2 separate regions of the Homo sapiens genome follow, and region 1 is linked to region 2. Evidence: read pairs that join two places in POLR2A ChIA-PET (ENCODE). Cell type or tissue: Panc1. All regions are shown on one strand. Links, peaks and the distances in the headings refer to the core of each region. The heading gives the core; the rest is flanking DNA.

The links. ChIA-PET counts read pairs that join two places held together with the same protein. Peaks named below come from ENCODE experiments on the same cell type or tissue, not always from the same donor. Only the 100,000 strongest peaks of a DNase experiment are listed, where the experiment ranks them.
Region 1: POLR2A ChIA-PET joins it to region 2 with 28 read pairs; 34 of 35 experiments call an interaction of 5 or more read pairs at or near these places.

What each region holds. Positions count from the first base shown.
Region 1 is chr1:26,676,389-26,687,175 of GRCh38, forward strand. No RefSeq gene overlaps it. Among named protein-coding and RNA genes, the nearest start is that of ARID1A, 14 kb to the right of the region's middle. RefSeq lists an enhancer at 1,553-1,602. In Panc1, for the core only: no CTCF peak of the experiment used is centred there; no DNase peak of the experiment used is centred there; H3K27ac peaks cover 876 bases.
Region 2 is chr1:26,625,798-26,636,584 of GRCh38, forward strand. No RefSeq gene overlaps it. Among named protein-coding and RNA genes, the nearest start is that of ARID1A, 65 kb to the right of the region's middle. In Panc1, for the core only: no CTCF peak of the experiment used is centred there; no DNase peak of the experiment used is centred there.

The DNA.
Region 1 (10,787 bases), core at 1,927-9,926, 52 kb after region 2:
CTGTCGCCCAGGCTTGAGTGGAGTGGCACGATCTCGGCTCACTGAAACCTCCACCTCCCAGGTTCAAGTGATTCTCCTGCCTCAGCCTTCCCAGTAGCTGGGATTACAGGCGCCCGCCACCACCTCCAGTTAACATTTGTATTTTTAATTGAGACGGGGTTTCACCATTTCAACCAGGCTGGTCTCAAACTCCTGATCTCAAATGATCAGCCTGCCTCAGCCTCCCAAAGTGCTGGGATTACAGGTGTGAGCCACTACACCCAGTCCATCTGCTTTTCTTCTTTGCTGTCTAAGACAGCAAGGTGTTTCTTGCCTGTTTTACTTAGGGGTAACAGGACTCATCAAGACACACTGAGGGACTCAGCCAAGCACACCACAGGTCTTAGGGCTGCAGTCTACTGTTACATTTCCCTACCTAGAAGCTAAACCCCATGGGAGCTGGAACCTTGTCTGTCTTGTGTATAGCACAAGGCTAGCATGTGGTAGTATACAAACATTTCTTGAATAAATATCATAGAGTGGCAATGAGAGTCTGAGGTAGATAAGTGCCTGCAGCCTTAATTTGGAAAGATTTTCCCAGGAATAAGAGCTTGAAGTGGAGATATACGGTCTACTCAGGGAGTTCAGGGTCGTGCATGATAATCTGTAATGGAACTATGCACCCCAGAATGAACTTTGACAAGGTCCCAGATTCAGGCATGAACATTTAGGGAAAGTATTTTAATTACTATGCTAGTTTTTCTTTGGGACTGATAATTTAAGTGTGTTTCTTAAAAATTTGTGTTTGGGTAGCTTTATTTATTCAGGAAGAACATCTTTATTTTTTTGGAAAACAGAAAACCTTTTCCTTGTTTTGCCATTCAGCAGGGCAGAATGTTTAGACTGATTCTTTTTTATAGAAGTAACTTAAGCATACCCAAATGTCTAAGTATACAGTTGTACCCCTTGACGTGACAAGAGAAAACAATCCAGGTGGAAATGAACAGTGAGAGACGTGTAGGTTCCCTATTCTTTGAGGAGTAACATAGGGAAATGAAAGTGAACTGAAGAGAGGAAGAAAAGTGGAAGCTGAAGAAACAGCCAAGATAATCAGGAAGAGAGATTTAAAATCACGCTCCTCTTGAGCTCCATGTGCATTTGCGCTTGCTTCTTTCTCTGCCTCTTGGTTGTTTCAAGGTACCAGGCATGAGTTCCCACACAGCACACCCTCGACCTCTCCTGGTCACACTCTGTCATGAGTCACAACCTTGATTGTGAACACAGCAAAGAGCAGGGCTCTCAGGGAGGAAGACAGTGCCTGATCCAGTGTCCACTACTTCAAGAAATGGGCATAAGGTGGCAGCACTGGTAGCACCTGCAGGTGTCTTGGAGAGGAAGCTTGGCCAAGGGCCAGCTGCACTTGAGCTGCTAAGTCCCAGGGAGAAAATGGAAAAAAAGAACTCTGCTAAAGTCCTCCTTACTAGAGTAGTCAGTAACGGGAGGAGAAAGGCTTCTCGTAGGGGAACGACGGTAGTCAGGAACTCCACTGGGAGGAGTGGGTGAGAGGGTCACATTGCTGTCTGGCACCCACACATCTGTTGGAAGAATGCTACCACTTATGAGAAAGGATTGAGACAGGTGAACAACATGGATGAAACTTGAAAACAGTATGCTAAATGAAAGAAACCAGTCACAAAAGACTGCATATTATATGACTCCATTTTTAAAAAATGTCCATGAATACACAAATCTGTAGAAATGGAAAGTAGATATTTTTCTTTCTTTTCTTTTCTTTTTTTTTTTTTTTTTTTTGAGATGGAATCTTACTCTGTTACCCACGCTGGAGTGCAGTCTTGCGATCTCTGCCCATTGCAACCTCTACCTCTTGGGTTCGTGCAATTCTCCTGCCTCAACCTCCCAAGTAATCGAGATTACAGGTGCCTGCCACTAGACCTGGCTAATTTTTGTATTTTCAGTAGAGATGGGGTTTCACCATGTTGGCCGGGCTAGTCTCAAACTTCTGACTTCAGGTGATCTGCCCACCTCGGCCTCCCAAAGTGCTGGGATTACAGGTGTAAGCCATCACCCCTGGCGTACAGAAAGTAGATTAATGGTTGCCTAGGGCTTGAAGCTGGGGAGAATGGGGAGAGGAGGCTAAAGGGTATGGAGTTTCTTTTCAGGATGATGAGATGTTCTAAAATTGATTGTGGTGATGGTTGCATAACTCTGAATATGCTGAAACCATTGAATTGTACAATTTGATGGGTGAATTGTAATTATATTTCAAAGCTGTCATAAAAAATGACTGATGAACATTTATTTAAAAATCAGACAGTAAAGGTTATAATGTGAGTGCATTCTTACCATCTTTCCCCTCCCTGGTCCTATGAATGTGGATGGCCACAATGGGAGTAAGAGGCATCCCTCTTCGTGGAACCACCCATCTTTTTTTTTTTTTTTGAGACAGGGTCTCGCTTTTTTATTCTAGGCTTACTATAGCTTTTACCTCCTGGAATCAAGGGATCTCCCACCTTAGCCTCCTTAGTAACTGGAAGGGAACCACCCATCCTTGAGACAGTGCCTCTCAGCCGGGCGCCATGGCCCACGCCTGTAATCCCAGCCCTTTGGGAGGCCGAGGTGGGCAGATCACGAGGTCAGGAGATTGAGACCATCCTGGCTAATACGGTGAAACCCCGTCTCTACTAAAAATACAAAAAATTAGTTGGGCGTGGTGGCGGGCACCTGTGATCCCAGCTACTTGGAAGGCTGAGGCAGGAGAATGGCGTGAACCCGGGAGGCAGAGGTTGCAGCGAACAGAGATCACACAATTGCACTCCAGCCTGGTGACAGAGTGAGACTCTGTCTCAAAAAAAAAAAAAAAAAAGACCGTGCCTCTCAAACTATTTTATTTTAGAGACCAGGTCTCTATATAACTGTTGGCCAGAGTAGTCTTAAACTCCTGGCCTCAAGCAATCCTTCTGCCTTGACCTCCAAAAGCACTGGAATTACAAGCATGAGCCATCACACCTGGCCAGGCTTCAAACTTTAATTTGCAGAAAAATAACCTGGAATATTGTCAAAATGCAGATTCTGTTTCAGAAGGTCTGAAGTGGGGCCTGAGATTGTGCATTTCTAAGATGCTCCAAGGTGAGGTTTAAACTGCTAATCCTAGGATCACACTCAGAAATGAGAAGCTCTAAGAGACCCAAAGAAATTATATTCTTTGATTGGGATCAGTACACACACACACACACACACACACACACACACACACACACACACAGATGCTTCTACTAACAGTTAATATTAGTACCTTGAAAAAGTACATTTCTAACATTATTGGATTTATTGCACATTTTTATTGAAAACCTCAGAATTCAGAATTTATAAGAGAGCTGAGTTTGAATCCTGACTCCATCATTTACCAGTATTGTAACCTTAAATTACATAATCTATATGAGCCTCAGTTTCTTTGCTTATATAGGACATAATAATGCCTCTTATTGGATTTTTGTGAGTATTAGAGACTATATAGCACACACATAATAGTCACTTGTGAGATAGCTTCTATTATTATTATTATTATTATTATTTGAGACAGGGTCTTGCTCTGTCACTCAGGCTGGAGTGCAATGGTGCAATCATAGCTCACTGTAACCTCGAACTCCTGGGCTCAAGCAGTTCTGCCTCAGTCTCCCCAGTAGCTGGTTCTGCAGGCATGAACCACCATGCTGGGCAAATTTTTTTACTGTGGAGATTAAGTCTGGCTATGTTGCCCAGGCTGGTCTCAAACTCTTGGCCTCAAGCAATCCCCCTGCCTTGGCCTCCCAAATTGCTGGGATTATAGGCACGAGCCACCATGCCTGGCCCAAGATAGCATCTATCAATGTGGCAAAATTTGTGTGAGATGAAGGATCTACCACACTTTCGTTTTCATGTTTATATTACTCCATATTTTCTTTTAAATCTTCTAAATCTCCCAAATCTTCAAATTTTGGTTCTGTAAGAGATGCTTCCCTAAGATATTTTTTCTTCTTTCATTTGAAGACATCACTGTCGTTTAGACCTCTAGTAATATCTATATGGAATATAATTTTTTTCTTTTGTTGAGATGGCATCTTGCTCTGTTACCCAGGCTGGAGTGCAGTGGCAGGATCTGGGCTCACTGCAACCTCTGCCTTCCAGGTTCAAATGATTCTCCTGCCTGAGCCTCCCAAGTAGGTGGGATTACAGGGGCCCATGACCACGCCCGGCTAATTTTTGTATTTTTAGTAGAGATAGGGTTTCTTCATGTTAGCCAGGCTGGTCTTGAACTCCTGATCTAAGGTGATCTGCCCACCTCGGCCTCCCAAAGTGCTGGGATTGCAGGCATGAGCCATCACATCCAGCCTGTATCATTTGGAAGCGATGTATTATTTGGAACCAATCCAAATAAAAGACAACACACACCTATGTGTGGGTGCAGTGGCTCATGCCTGTAATCCCAACACATTGAGAGGGTGAGGCAAGCAGATCACTTGAGGTCAGGAGTTCAAGACCAGCTTGGGCAACATGGCAAAACCCTGTCTCTACAAAACATACAAAAATTAGTCAGGCATGGTGATGTGTGCCTGTAGTTCCAGCTGCTCCAGAGGCTGGGGTGGTAGGAGCACTTGAACCCAGGATGTTGAGGCTACAGTGAGCCAATATCATGTCACTGCACTCCAGCTCGGGCAACAGAGTGAGACCCTGTCTCAAAAAAAAAATAAAAATAAAAATAAAAAAAAGGGCCCAGCTGTAATCCCAGCACTTTGGGAGGCTAAGGCAGGTGGATCACCTGAGGTCAAGACGAGCCTGGCCAACATGGGGAAACCCCATCTCGACTCAAAATGCAAAATTTAGCCAGGCGTGGTGGTGTGCGTCTATAATCCCAGCTCCTCAGGAGGCGGTGGCAAGAGAATCACTTGAACCTGGGAGGTAGAGGTTGCAGTGAGCTGAGATCATGGCACTGCACTCCAGCCTGGGCAACAGAGCAAGAGTCTGTCTCTAAATAAATAAATAAATAAATAAAGTGATTCAAAGTAAAAGCTTAGGCTGTGTGCAGTGGCTCATGCCTGTAACCCCAGCACTTTGGGAGGCCGAGGCAGGTGGATCACTTGAGATCAGGAGCTTGAGACCAGCCTGGCCAACATGGTGAAACCCCGTCTCTACTAAAAATACAAAAAAATTAGTTGGGCGCGGTGGCACCTGCCTGTAGTCCCAGCTACTCAGGAGGCTGAGGCAGGAGAATCACTTGAACTCGGGAGGCAGAGGTTGCAGTGAGCCAAGATTGTGCCATTGCACTCCAGCCTAGGCAACAGAGTGAAACCCTGTCTCAAAAAAAAAAAAAAAAAAAAAACAAAGTAAAAGTTTAGAATATTCAGTAAGGATCCAGTTGCAGTGGCTCACACCTCTAAGCAGGAGGATTGCTTGAGCTCAAGAGTTTGAGACCATCCTGGGTAACATAGTGAGACCCCATCTCTACAAAAAAACAAACAGAAAAATTAGCCCAGTGTGGTGGTGTGCTCCTGTAGTCACAGCTACTTGGGAGGCTGAGGTGGGAGGATCACTTGAACCCAGGAGGTCGAAGCTGCAGTGAGCCATGATCACACCATTGCATTCCAGTCACTGCACTGCAGCCTAGGTGAAAAAACGGGACCCGTCTTAAAAAAAAAAAAAAAAAAAAAAAAAAAAGGCCAGGCACAGTGGCTCACACCTGTAATCCCAGAACTTTGGGAGGCCGAGGCAGGCAGATCATGAGGTCAAGAGATTGAGACCATCTTGGCCAGCATGGAGAAACCCCGTCTCTACTAAAAATACAAAGAAAAAAAAAAATTAGCTGGGCGTGGTGGCACTCGCCTGTAGTCCCAGCTACTCGGGAGGCTGAGGCAGGAGAATCACTTGAACCCGGGAGGCGGAGGTTGCAGTGAGCCAAGATCATGCCATTGCACTCCAGCCTGGACAACAGAGAGAGACTCTATCTCAAAAGCAAAACAAAACAAAACAAACAAACAAAAAACAAAACAAAAAAAGAAAGAAAGAAAGAAGGAAGGAAGGGAGGGAGGGAGGGAGGAAGGAAGGAAAGAAAGAAAAAGAAATTCAAAAAGGAATTTTGGTCTCTGATTTTTAAGTGTAAAGCTGAAATAATTCAACAAAATTTATTTTTATTTTTGTTACAAATTCTTTCATACTTAGTTACATCATTGTGGTTTGTGGCCTCTGTTGTTTTCCTTTTCCTTTACAGGTACACCAGGCAAGTTCTCCTAATGCCTGGCCCTCAGGGAAGCTTATAGAGTGAGGCAATTTGGAAAACCCTGTTTTGGAACTGAGTTGCTCCTCAATAGCTCCCCATGGAAGAAGGATTCCTAGTACTGTACATCACTGGCACACAACTTGGTCTGGAGTGAGGACTGTGGCTTCCTTCTTGAGGCACTCTGACCCAGGAGATTCACAGACTGGAGCACCAGGTGATCACCCAGGCACCTTGTCCTCCCATGTAATACTTGAGCTAGTCTCCTCTGAGTGTTATAATGACAGACCCAAGAGGCTGCCCAATTTGTTTGCTTTCATTTTGTTTTTATATTCTTTCAACTTTTAGGCTGACCTTATCTCCCTGATTTTCCTCGTCTAGGGAAGAAAATGTGACATATACTGTCACAGGCAAGTTTCTAGCACACCATACCATGTTAGTGAAATGTGCTTCTTCCTTTTTTTTTTTTTTTTTTTTTGAGATGGAGTCCTGCTTTGTCACCGAGGCTGGAGTGCAATGGCCTGATCTCAGCTCACTGCAAACTCCACCTCCCAGGTTCAAGCTATTCTCCTGCCTCAGCCTCCTGAGTAGCTGGGACTACAGGTGCGCTCCACCATGCCTAGCTAATTTTTTAGTAGAGATGGGGTTTCACCATGTTAGCCAGGATGATCCACCCGCCTCAGCCTCCCAAAGTGCTGGGATTACAGGGGCGAGCCACCATGCCCAGCCTGCTTCTTCCTTTTTTCAATTTTTTTTTTTTTTTTTTTGGAGACGAGTCTCACTCTGTTGCCCAGGCTGGAGTGCAGTGGCACAATCTCAGTTCACTGCAACCTCTGCCTCCTGGGCTCAAGTGATCCTCCTGCCTCAGCCTCCTGAGTAGCTGGGACTACAGGCACATGCCACCATGCCTGGCTAATTTTTGTATTTTTGATACAGACGGGTTTTTTCACCATGTTGCCCAGGCTGGTCTCGAACTCCTGGACTCAAGTGATCCTACACCGTCAGCCTCCCAAAGTGCTGGGATTACAGGTGTGAGCCACCATGCTGGACCTTGCTTTTTCCTTTTAAAATAATTTTTCAATATACTTTTATAAATTTGACCTCTTGCCAACAACTTTCTATTACTGTGTACCCAGCACTACCCATATGAATGCCTAAGCAGTATAGAACTTAAGAATTTGTTTTCTTCTCTTTTCTAAATTATTAGGAGTCTAATGCTGTCAACTGGTAAATGTTTTGAGTTTAAGGTAAACATCACATAGTTAACAAATACTTTTACAAATGCTATAACAGACAATTGGGTTTGGGGCCAGGCATGGTGGCTCACACTTCCAATCCCAGCACTTTGGGAGGCTCAGGCGGGCGGGTCGCTTGAGCCCAGGAGTTCGAGGCCAGCCAGGGCAACAGGGCAAAAACCTGTCTCCACCAAAAATACAAAAATTAGCTGGGCGTGGTGGTGTACACCTGTAGTCCCAGCTACTAGGAGGCTGAAGTGAGAGGATCGCTTGAGCCCAGGAGTTTGAGGCCAGCCAGGGCAACATGGCAAAAACCCATCTCCAGCAAAAATACAAAAGTTAGCCAGGTGTGGTGGTGTACACTTGTAGTCCCAGCTACTAGGAGGCTGAGGTGGGAGGGTTGCTGAGCCCAGGAGGTAGAGCCTTCAGTGAGCTGAGATCACGCCACTGCACTCCAGCCTAGGTGACAGAGTGAGACCCCATGTCAATTTAAAAAAAAAAAGAAAAAAAAAAAGAAATAAAAAGAAAATTGAGTTTGGAGATGCCATTTTTTAAAAACTTTTTTTTTTTTTTTGAGATAGAGTCCCTCTCTATCACCCAGGCTGGAGGGCAGTGGCGCAATCTTGGCTCACTGCAACTCCACCTCCCGAGTTCAAGTGATTCTCCTGCCTCAGCCTCCCAAGTAGCTGGGACTACAGGCGCATGACACCACACCCGGCTAATTTTTGTATTTTTGGGAGAGATGGGTTTTGCCGTGTTTGCCAGGCTGGTCTTGAACTCCTGACCTCACGTGATCCTCCCACCTCGGCCTCCCAAGTGCTGGGATTACAGGCATGAGCCACTGCGCCTGCCCTAAAATCTTTTTTTTTTTTAAATAGAGAATTCTGTTGAACACATATTTTCAAACTTGAAAAATAAAACAAGGGGTCTACATAGTCAATGCAGCTTTGAATATTTAAAATTTCTTCAGGTAACTGTTCTGCTTTGTGTCGCTGCTAGGTGAGGCACTCAAAAAGGCTGAACTGAAGGAACGAACTAGCTGAAAGGGACAGCCACACTTTCATGGAGTGAGGAAGTGCTGGTTGCCAGTCTGGGACTTCCCAGGTCACTAATTTTGAAACCCACCAAACACTGATCTAATGATCAAATTCTAGTCTTTCAGTAGCAAGGATTGAAAGATTGGAAGACTTTATTCTGTTTCCTCATTGGAAGACTTTATTCTGTTTCCTCACCTAGCACCAGGATTCTGTTGGGGAGTTCCAATGAAAGGGACTCTAAGTGGGGCTTGCTCTTTCCTTTCTCATCTGTCCAATTAAGGAAATTATTTGATTTGGCGCATCTTAGCCATTCATTTTGGTGGACAGATGTTTCTCTTGCTACAAAGACCAAGGACCATTCTAAACCCAGACTTAGCTGAATCAGTAGAACAAATATCTTATGATTCCACATAGCTGCCTTAGGAGCACTGGGTTTCAAAACCATGCAGGAATCCTTGGCATGAGCACTGTTATGTACAGGAGCCTGAGTTTGAGAGCATACGGTGTGGTATAAATTTTACATTGTGTACATTTTTGTGCTATTTAGTCCAAGTATAATCACCCAGTGTGAGAGCCTAAGTGACCCTGAGACAAAAAAAAAAAAAAAAGGAAAAGTCCCAGCGCAGTGGCTCATGCCTGTGATTCCCAGAACTTTGGGAGGCCAAGGCAGGCGGATCATGAGGTCAGGAGTTTGAGAGAAGCCTGGCCAACATGGTGAAACCCCATCTCTACTAAAAATACAAAAATTAGCCGGGCACGGTGGAGGTTGCAGTGAGCCGAGATCGCGCCACTGCACTCCAGCCTGGGCAACGGAGCAAAACTCCCTCTCAAAAAAAAAAAAGAAAGAAAAACAAAAAAGAGAAGAGCGAGAAGGAAAGGGAAGAGCAGAAGAAAAGGATAAGTTACTTTAATTATCTTATCCTCTACAAGAAAAAAATGACTAATGTGTGAACCTGAGTATCAGAGTAGTAATAATGTTGATATTAATACCTTTGATAATTATACCAGTGACCTCAAAGTACAAAAAAAACCTCATTATTTTCCTTGTACTCACCAAAACCTCTTTAAGTTCCCATAAAATAGGAGTTGCCATGTCTTCAGTTTTTCCTTGTTTTTCTTCTCTTTGTTCATGGGCTTTCTTGGAAAATGAGGGTTTTGTTTTGTTTTGTTTTGTTTTCAGACTGAGTCTTGCTGTGTCACCCTGGCTGGAGTGCAGTGGTGCGATCTTGCCTCACTGCAACCTCCTCCTCCCGGGTTCAAACAATTCTCATGCCTCAGCCTCCCAAATAGCTGGGATTACAGGTGCCTGCCACCAAGCCCAGCTAATTTTTGTATTTTTAGTAGAGACGGGTGTTCACCATGTTGGCCAGGCTAGTCTTGAACTCCTGACATCAAGTGATCAGCCCGCCTCAGCCTCCCAAAGTGCTGGGATTACAGGTGTGAGCCACCGGGCCTGGCCTGTTTTTGTTTTAAAGATGACATCTCCATGTGTTGCCCAGGAGTGTGGTAGCTATTCACAGGCACAATTATAGCGAACTGTAGCCTTGGATTCCAGGCCCCAGGAAATACTCCCACCTCAGCCTCCCGAGTAGCCACTGTACCTGACAAAATGAGGGATCTTGATCTGAGTGCTAGGAACTTATAAACAAATATTGAATCCAACAGGCTTGTACTATTTTGGAGGTATGTTTTTCCTTTTAAGTAGATATCAGCTTATAATGTACTTTATGGGAGGTACAACAGTAGTGTATACTCAATGTTGTATATCATAGTAGAGTAATTATAAGAGGATCTCCCATTTATAGTAAACTGAATGAAAGGATTGACATCCCAAACCAAAAAGTGGAAAATGGCAAACTGGTTTCAAAATATCATAGTGAAGAGATGGCTATTCTACTGGAGGGGACCCTCTGCTCTGATGCTTCTAAGCAGACATAGTCCTTATAACTGGATTTTGTGAGTCTATTTGAAATCCTGGTTATTACAGTTTATGAATGGATACAGCCATTTGGAAACCTGACTTAGAATGAAAGTCTAGACATTTGTCTCAAAAGTAGAGCTAGCTCTCAAACTATATGCTCCTTGCTTTGAATACTGAGTAGGGCATAAGCCTTTAACTTTCCTTTCCTCATCTCCTACTCCCACTCACTTCCAAGAAGAACACCTCTGTAGAGTTTTCATCTGTCTTTGTAGTACTCCATTCCTGTAAATTCCTTCTCCACGTTTTTGCTATTTCATTTAGTTTGGAAAATGGCAGTGTGGAATATG
Region 2 (10,787 bases), core at 838-8,837:
TTACAGTCAAGTGATTGAACATATAACTGAAACCTAAGTACTTTTTGACCAATTTAGAAAGCGTTGCATTTAAACTGTATTTTTCAAATTTACCTTTCTGATGTGACCTTATGAGCTTTAGTTTCTTTTGGCTCCTTTAAAATATTTCTGCCAAGCTTCTGCCTCTGTGTCCAGAGTTCACTGCAACTTCAACCTCATTGTTACATCCTGGTCTGCAAACTGATACCTCTTATGGGGTTGGTGCTATAAGATAATGTAACTGGGTTTTCAGTCCTATTTTATTTCTAATATTTAAATTCAGAACTTTAATCGGAAGAACCCCAAGAACATTGTCTTTCTTAAGTAAAATGAAAAAATTATATGTGAAAATGTGTTACCTCTTATTAAATCCAAGGTTAATTTTAAGAACCTTTGTATATTACTGTATTGATATTCATAACCTACAACAATGGCCCATGTACATTAGAGTCAAAATGCTGTGGTTCATGTATTACTGAACTGGAGAGCAGTGGCACTATTTAATTTCTTGAGGGAAAATCACATTGTAGACCAACACCTATAGAAAAATTGATAGCAATTGTCAGCTTTATCATAATGGAATTCAGACATTTCCTTTATCATCAGCCTCTAGGTGAATAATAATATAAATGTAGGGAAAGGGCAAGGTTTTCCTTACAATAGGATGATAACTAGTAAATATAGATAGAATGATGGAGTAAGAAACTTATTCGTGGATGCTAAAACTAGTGGGTGGCAGTTTGATAAGGAGAGGGTTATTTACATAGGAAAGTATCTGTCCATAAGTTACTTAATAGTTACAAGGGAAAATAGTGGAGGAACCTCATTACCACTGCTTTAACCAAGTCATGAAACCTAATATCACTGATATTAGGACCAACTGACTTCCATGGGCCTCCTAATAAGAAGCACTGAGGACACAACATTGCTTCAATGGTAACCCTGCCCAAAATGCACAAGCTGAATCTAATCACGAGAAAATCTCAGACCAACCCAAACTGAGGGCCTTTTATAGAATAACTGGCCTGTACTGTTCACAAATGTCGAGGTCAGAAAACAGAAAGAAAAGACTGAGGAACTAGTACAGATTAAGGTAGACAAAAGAGACATGACAGCTAAAGGCAGTATGTGATCTTGGATTTGATTCCAGACCAGGAAAAAAATAGTCTTATATCATATTTTTAGGGCTCATGCCTATAACCCCAGCACTTTGGGAGGCTGAGGCAGGAGGCTCTCTCTCAAGGCCAGGAATTGGAGACCAGCCTAGGCAATATAGTGAGACCTACTCTCTACAACAAAAATTTATAAATTAGCCTGATGTGGTGGCACATGCCTGTAGGCCTAGCTACTTGGCAGGCAAGAGGATTGCTTGAGCCCAGGAGTTTGAAGTTGCAGTGAACTATGATTCAGCCATTGCATTCCAGCTGGGCAACAGAACAAGGCTCTGTCTCTATCAAAATAATAATATTTTTAGGACAACTAACGAAATGTAATATGGACTATGAATTAGTTGATAGTATTACATCAATGTTAAATGTCCTGATTTTTATATCTATACTGTGGTAACATAAGACAATGACCTTGTTTGTTTTTTTTTTTGTTTTTTTTTTTGAGACGGAGTCTCGCTCTGTCACCCAGGCTGGAGTGCAGTGGCGCGATCTCAGCTCACTGCAAGCTCTGCCTCCCAGGTTCACGCCATTCTCCTGCCTCAGCCTCCCGAGTAGCTGGGACTATAGGCGCCCGCCACCACGCCTGGCTAATTTTTTTGTATTTTTAGTAGAGATGGGGTTTCACCGTGTTAGCCAGGATGGTCTCGATCTCCTGACCTCGTGATCCACCTGCCTCGGCCTCCCAAAGTGCTGGGATTACAGGCTTGAGCCACCGCGCCCGGCCGACCTTGTTATTAAGAAATACACTCAGGGGTAATGAGTCTCGAATATATCTCAAATATTTCAGGAAAAAATGTGCATATATTTATAACTATGTATGTAAAGAGAGAATAATAAAGCAAATGGAGCAAAATGTAATTAATTTATGAATTTGGATAAAGGACTTCTGGGAGTTTCTTGTACTGTTCTTGAAATTTTTCTCTAAGTTGGAAATTATATTGTTTTAGATCATTTGTTCCACATCTTCATTTTGAAGAGGTGAAAATTCAGATTTTGAAAGATGAAGATTTGCTGAAGGTCACACAACAATTTAGTGGCAGAGTTAGGGCCAAAACCCAGATCTGCAGAAGTCAGTCCTCGTTTTACAACACCAACTGAATCCTTTGGTGTTTTTTTGGATGGCAAAGGTTGAGCCACCCCTTTTTACTTCTCTTTTTTAGTTTTTTAGTTCCTTAGAGCTAGTTCCTTTTATTAGGGAACCAGAGTAACGTAACTAAATGCTTCTTTCAGTTCCTTCGTGATTAGGCAAAGATCAGTTTGAAGTTTTTGAGCTGTGGAGTTTGGAATATCCTTTACCTTTTGTAGGCTCAATGTCTTTCTTATTGCCAGCCTTTTCCTGCATATGGTTTGTTTCTTTTATATGGTATTATTTGTACTCCCTCTCCCATATAATGATGTATTATTGTTTAAATTTCTTTCTGTAAGCCACTGCATTTCAAGGTCTCATAAATATTATCTACTCTAAAGATAATTGGCCTGGTGCAGTGGCTCATGTCTGTAATACCAGCACTTTGGAAGGCTGAGGCAGGTGGATCACTTGAGGTCAGGCGTTCGAGACCAGCCTGGCCAACATGGTGAAACTCCATCTCTACTAAAATTACAAAAATTAGCTGGGCGTGGTGGTGTGCACCTGTAGTCCCAGCTACCTGGGAGGCTGAGGCAGGAGAATTGCTTGAACCTGGGAGGCAGAGGTTTCAGTGAGCCGAGATCGTGCCACTGCATTCCAGCCTGGGCGACACAGAGAGACTCCATTTCAAAAAATAAATAAAATAAAATAAAAAGATAATTGCATGGTTTTCATTTCTGTGATTCTATGACTCAGTTTCCTTAATTGGTAGACAACTAAGGCATAATATACTGAAAAAAAGGAGAATATAGCATCTCAGAATTATATTCTTTTTTTAAACTTTTATTTTAGATTTGGGGATACATGTAAATATCAGTTACATCGGTAAACTCATGTCATGGGGGTTTGTTGTAGAGATTATTTCATCACCCAGGATGAAACCAGTACCCAATAGTTATCTTTTCTGCTTAAACCCAGTACCCAATAGTTATCTTTTCTGCTCTTCTCCCTCCTCCCACCCTCCACCCTCAAATAGACCCCAGTATCTCTTGTTTCCTTCTTTGTGTTCATAAGTTCTCATCATTTAGCTCCCACTTATAAGTGAGAATATGCGGTCTGGTTTTCTGTTCCTGCATTCGTTTGCTGAGGATAATAGCCTCCACCTCCATCCATGTTCCTGCAAAAGACAGGATCATGTTCTTTTTTATGGTTGCATCAAAATTACATTCTTAAAGGGTTTAATCTAATCACAATAATAGAACTTAATAGTTTTAGTGGTTAACTGAGTAATATCAGCTTTGTCAAAAAATTAAGAAATCAAATCTATCATTTTCCACATAAATCGGCTAACTGCTAATTGTCGTCAGTGTGAGCACTCCTTGTCTCCAAATGAGATAATGTAAAATATTAAGTTAGACCATATGAAATTGTCATTTTCATAGCAATCGAATATCAACAATTTCATATGGTTCAACCTAATATCAGTAATGATATTACGAAGTAGTGGCATATTTTCTCTTCTCTTACTTCATTAGTAGAAGCACTTAAAGACAGCTCAAGAGTCACCTGCTCTTTATTCTCCAACTTCTCAGTTTTCTTTCCCTACCTTGGCTGTTCTTCTATGCTGACAATCGCTATGAGATTCTTGCTAGGCTTCAGATTCCTCCAAATTTCCATCTTGGCTTACATTAGCTTTCACCACCTGGGAGCCTTCTTTTCTTTCTTTTTCTTTCTTTCTTTTTTTTTTTTTTGAGACGGAGTCTTGCTCTGTGGCCCAGGCTGGAGTGTAATGGCACGATCTTGGCTCACTGCAACCTCCACCTCCTGGGTTCAAGCAATTCTCCTGCCTCAGCCTCCTGAGTAGCTGGGATTACAGGTGCCCGCCACCACACCTGGCTAATTTTTGTATTTTTAGTAGAGATGGGGTTTCACCATTTTGGCCAGGCTGGTCTTGAACTCCTGACCTCATGATCCACCCGTCTCGGCCTCCCAAAGTGCTGGGATTACAGGTGTGAGCCACTTCGCCCAGCCTCTCAGCACCCACATTCTATCTGGACCTTAGATTATTTATTTATTTATTTATTTATGATGCAGTCTCACCCTGTTGCCTAGGCTAGAGTGTAGCAGTGTGATGATGGCTCACTGTAGCCTTGACGTCCTGGGCTCAGGTGATCCTCCCACCTCAGCCTCCCAACTTAGGAAGGTTAGAGTCCTTCCTAAGATTTATGGGGTTAGGCTGGGTGCGGTGGCTCACACCTGTAATCCCAGCACTTTAGGAGGTTGAGGCAGGAGAATCACTTGAGCTCAGGAGTTTGAGACCAGCCTGGGCAACATAGTGAGACCTCGTCTCAATTTATAAAAAAACAAGGCCTCCCTCGGTAAAGTCCCTCTTGGTTAAAAGTGGATTTGGCACTATGGGATGTTAACCACCATTCTGTTTGGATTAATCTGCCTTGCAATCTTTGCTGATGGCTGTGGGTGACAGGATTAGGCAAGTATAGAATCACGGGATATGGGGAGCTTTTTTTCTCCCCAAAGGGAGAAACTTGAGAGCTGATGGGACTGCTGGAAAAAAAAAAATCCCTTCCTGACTCACAAGCAGCCACCTGAGCTTTTGATTCAGTGTCGCTGCAATGGGTGGGCCTTTCTCTGGCCTCCCTAGCTCCTAGCCTTCCCCACCCCACTGCAGGCAATGCTTCTCTTTCTCTCTGACTCCTTTCCCTTTCCTGTCTTTTCTGTACTCAGGGCAACTGTCTATTCTTCCTTCTTGCCCAGAGACCACATGTTGAAATTCCTGGTTGGAGGTCATTCCACCCCATACTGAGTGGATCAAAGATGACAGGGCCCAACCGGAGGCAAGTTTGAGCTTTGCCAGTTAAATATTGGCCACTAAGGGGAATGGCTAATGTCTATGTTTTGTGACACGTATTTTGCTCTGGTTGGAATGGGAAAGGTTAATTTGGTTCCCCCATGCAGCTAGTTGGGTGGCATCTTGCAAAATTGAGAGGCTTTTGCCTGTGGTTCCGTGAAATGGAAAACGATGATTTTCTTTCTTTCTTTCTTTCTTTTTGAGACAGAGGCTCACTCTGTTGCCCAGGCTGCAGTGCAGTGGCGCGATCTTGGCTCACGACAACCTCCACCTTCCTCATTCAAGCAATTCTCCTGCCTCAGCCTCCCGACTAGCTGGGACTACAGGCATGCGCCACCATGCCTGGCTAATTTTTGTATTTTTAGTAGAGACCAGGTTTCACTAAGTTGGCCAGGCTGGCCTGGAACTCCTGACCTCATGATCCGCCCGCCTCAGCCTCCCAAAGTGCTGGGATTATAGGCGTGAGCCACTGTGCCCAGCGATGATTTTCCTTTGTATTGTGGCTAGGCCCCCAGGGCTATGGTGCAGCAAGCAGGGTTGCTAGGGCCACTCAGGAAAAGGGAACCCGGCTGGGAGTGGTGGTTCAGGTTGAAGTCAGGAGTTCAAGACCAGCCTGGCCAACATGTACAAAAGTACAAAAATTAGCTGGGCATAGTGGTATGCACCTGTAATCCCAGCTATCTGGGAGGCCGAGGCAGGAGAATCGCTTGAACCCAGGAGGTGGAGGTTGCAGTGAGCCAAGACCGTGCCACTGCACTCCAGCCTGGGTGACAGAGTGAGACTCCATCTCACAAAAGAGAAAAAAAAAAAGGAAAAGGGAACCCCAGAAACCTGGCATGCTGGCAAAAGGGTAAGAGTTTCTTACCAGTCAGACTTCTGGCCTCTCCTCTGTGCAAACTGGTTGTGGGAACAGTAAAAATCATTGTCTCCTCTGCAAATTTTTGATTAATTAAAGATTCATGAGGCTAGTCTTAAGCTATAGCAAATGTGGTGTGCTTTGTGCTATGAATTTATCTTTCTGTATTGTTCTGTCATAAAAAGAAGTACCTTAGGATAGAACATGGACTTAGGGCCTCATAAGCCTGCTGTTCAAGCCAGCCTGGCAAACTGGTCAGTTACAAACTTTGTTGGAGGTCCCTGAAACAAAAACTGGATAAAATTTCCCTCTTGTCTTGTTTTATGTCCTTGGGAGCTTGACCTTGTAACCACGTGGTGGTACTTTCTCTTGGTTTCCGCCATCCAGAGGACAGGAATTTTGGAGTTCATGTCATAGTTAGCTCTAAAAATTATCTTGAGTAGTTAAAAGCCTTTGCAAGCTCAAAATTGACTGCTCTAGGCTCCGTCTGGGAAGAGCAATGGAAACTGCCTAATGCTGTAGCTTAGTAGCTAAGGTTTTGTCTTTTCACAATGGCACCCTGGGTTAAATTTTCAGCCTAGAGAATAAATACTTTCTGGTTGATATTTGTGTGACCTTTGCCACTTGTTGATTTCCTTCCCCTCTATGTACAACTTCTGACTTCCCATCTTGAATTTTTTCTTCTCTGAACACCTGGGAGGTTACCTTTGGTAAAGTTCAAAAGCCAGAAATATAGGCTGTTTGGCCTAGCTAGAGTCTGATAATAAAAGATTTGGTTAAGTCAGCTTAATTAAAAGTAGATATCCAAACTATGCATATATTAAAAGGTTTTTATGCTTTTTTCACTTCTTGGATCTTATTTTTCTGAAGAAAAAAAGTTCTTTTATTCTCAGTCAACTGAATTGTTTTTAAAGTATACTCCTACAAACAAAATTTGGAGCATCTTCCTTTCTCCCTGGTTTCTCCAAACTTTGGAAACTGTTTGTAAGTATTCTTACTTATGGCAATACAGTTATTTGCATAAGTGCAATAAGAATCTGTCTTTTGGCTGGGCGTGGTGGCTCATGCCTGTAATCCCAGCACTTTGGGAGGCCGAGGCAGGTGGATCACCTGAGGTCAGGAGTTCAAGACCAGCCTGGCAAACATGGTGAAACCCCATCTCTACTAAAAATACAAAAATTAGCTGGGTGTGGTGGCAGGTGCCTGTAATCCCAGCTACTCTGGAGGCTGAGGCAGAAGAATCACTTGAACCCGGGAGGCAGAAGTTGCAGTGAGCTGAGATCGTGCCACTGCACTCCAGCCTGGGTGACAGAGCAAGACTATCTCAAAAAAAAAAAAAAAAAAAAATCTGTCTTTTGTAACAGAACACAGTTGGAGATACTCATTAATTTATCAAGGCTTTGACTGAAATGGCATGCTTTCAGGTACAAACAGACTGTTTTAAGGAATTGAAGTTGACTTATAGAGCTAATAAAATCCCCTTGGGGGAGCTGGGCGCGGTGGCTCATGCCTGTAATCCCAGCACTTTGGGAGGCCGACGTGGGCAGATCACGAGGTCAGGAAATCAAGACCATCTTGGCCAACATGGTGAAACCCCGTCTCTACTAAAAATACAAAAAATTAGCCAGGCGTGGTGGCAGGTGCCTGTAGTCCCAGCTACTCAGGAGGCTGAGGCAGGAGAATGGCGTGAACCCAGGAGGCGGAGCTTGCAGTGAGCCGAGATCGCGCCACTGCACTCCAGCCTGGGCGACAGAGTGAGACTCCGTCTCAAAAAACAAACAAACAAAAAACCCTTGGGGGCTAGGCACGGTGGCTCACGCCTGTAATCCCAACACTTTGGGAGGCTGAGGTGAGTGGATCACCTGAAGTCAGGAGTTCAAGACCAGGCTGGCCAACATTGTGAAATTCCACCTCTACTAAAAATACAAAAATTAGGCAGGCATGGTGGCGCATGCCTGTAATCCCAGCTACTAAGGAGGCTAAGGCAGGAGATTTGCTTGAACCTGGGCCACGGAGGTTGCAGTGAGCCGGGATCATGCCACTGCACTGCAGCCTGGGTGACAGAGCAAGACTCTGTCTCCAAAAAAAAAAACACTTGGGGAAAAAAATGTTCTCATACCTTGTCTACGCAGGCCCTGTGCAGGGTTACAGGGTTCCTGACCTATGATGATAAGTAAAGAATGTCACGTTCTGACAAGCCTAGGAACCCCATGTTATCTTTGGACCTCAAGAGGAGAGGAATTTACCTTACTCATATAGGTATTTGATGGCACAAACCCATGGCCGAGCTTAAGGCTTTAAAAAGTCTTATCTTGCCAGGCATGGTGGCTCATGCCTGTAATCCCAGCACTTTGGGAGGCTGAGGCAGGTGGATCATCTGAGGTCGGGAGATCGAGACCATCCTGGCTAACACGGTGAAACCCCGTTTCTACTAAAAATACAAAAAAATTAGCCAGGCATGGTGGCACATGCCTGTAATCCCAGCTACTTGAAAGGCTGAGACAGGAGAATCACTTGAACCCGGGAGGTGGAGGTTTAGGTGAGCCGAGATTGCACCATTGCACTCCAGCCTGGGCAACAAGAGCGAAACTCTGTCTCAAAAAAAAAAAAAAAAAAATTCTTACCTGAGATTTCTCATGGAACAAAGTTCCATCAAAGCCAATTTACAAATGAGCCTATATGGGAAATTATTATTCTTGCTGTGCTTTATGCAAATAATCAGGCCAAGTATAATAAGACTAAAGCTTATTTTGCAAACAAATTAGTCCTATCATGATTTGTTTTTAATAAAAATGAGGACTGGAGAGAGAAAAATTATGTGTAGTTTTTTTTTGTTTTTTGTTTTTTGTATTTTTTGAGACAGAGTCTCACTCTGTCGCCCAGGCTGGAGTCCAGTGGCACAATCTCAGCTTACTGCAATCTCTGCCTCCTGGGTTCAAGCGATTCTCCTGCCTCAGTCTCCCAAGTAGCTGGGATTACAGGCGCCTGTCACTACGCCCAGCTAATTTTTTGTATTTTTAGTAGAGGCGAGGTTTCACCATGTTGGCTAGGCTTGTCTCGAACTCTTAACCTTGTGATTCGCCCGCCTCAGCCTCCCAAAGTGCTGGTATTACAGGTGTGAGCCACTGCGCCCAGCCGAAAAATTATTATTATTATTATTATTATTATTATTATTATTTTGAGACAGAGTCTCACTCTTTCGCCCAGGCCAGACTGCAGTGGCGCTATCTCGGCTCACTGCAGACTCTGCCTCCCTGGTTCATGCCATTCTCCTGCCTCAGCCTCCCGAGTAGCTGGGACTACAGGCCCCTGCCACCGTGCCCGGCTAATTTTTTGTATTTGTAGTAGAGACGGGGTTTCACCGTGTTACCCAGGATGGTCTCGATCTCCTGACCTTGTGATCCGCCCGCCTTGGCCTCCCAAAGTGCTGGGATTACAGGCGTGAGCCACCGCGCCCGGCCCAAAAAATTATGTTTTAAGAAATATGCTACACCTGTTATTAGAGTCTAGTCTCATCAGTTGTTTTTGAGGGTTTTTTTTCTGCAATTTATACCAACCCTGGTTATTCCTGCCAATCAACCAGTGATCTCTGACTGCAGCTCAGAAGAAACAAGAGGGATGGATAGTGTAAAAATCTGGATCAGTATTCTAATTCTGGGCACGTACTGGAATCAGCTAGTGATTCCATATTAGCTTGATTCCAGCAATTGCTCAGTTAATGGAAAGCCTTCTTATTTAGTTTACTTGGGATAATTTTTCTTATTTTGCTTTACTGTTGTGGAATATATTGCTGTTGTACCCTTTGTGTAGGAATGCAGGATAAGCTTACTCAATGTTTTCTTTTTTCTTTTTTTCCTCCAACCTCTCCTCCCCCTCAATGTTTTCTTAAATTTAATCCTTGTTAATCTTCCAGATATCCCCTTTTGTCGAAATTCATAGTTATGAATGGTCCTTACTATACTGATGCTTCCTGACTGAGCTCCTCTCTACCCTGAATACAAGAGACCCTAGTAGTTAGGCAGGAATATCATTGTCCCTGTTTAGCCTGAAGAAGTTACGGAAGATGGATTTTTGTCCCTCTAAAACCCTTAGGATTAAGAGTCCCCTTGTAAAAGGGAGGGGAGAAATATGTCAGAGGCATTTGAACCAGAGTGACTTTATCTTGAATAGGGGCTGGGTAAAATAAGGCTGAGACCTACTAGGCTGCATTCCCAGGAGGCTAGGCATTCTTAGTCATAGGATGAGATAGGAGGTCGGCACAAGATACAGGTCACAAAGAGCTTGCTGATAAAATAAGATGTAAAGAGACCAGCCAAGCCCCACAAAAACCAAGATGGTGGCCAGGCGTAGTGGCTCATGCCTGTAATCCTAGCACTTTGGGAGGCTGAAGCAGGTGGACTGCTTGAGCCCAGGAGTTTGAGACCAGCCTGGGCAACATAGCAAAACCCCATCTCTACAAGAAGTTTATATATATATTATATATATTATATATATATAAAACATATAATATATATAACATATATAATATATTATATATAAAATATAAAATATATAAAAATATATATAATATATAAAAATATATATAAAATATATAATATATATAATATTATATATTATATATATTAGCCAAGTGTAGTGGCAACCGCCTACAATTCCAGCTACTCAAAAGGCTGAGGTGAGAGGATCACCTGAGGTTGAGGCTGCAGTGAACTGTGTTTGTGCCACTGCACTCCAGCCTGGGCAACAGAGTGAGACACTGTCTCAAACAAAAATCCCCCAGAAACCAAGATGGCAATGAAAGTGACTTCT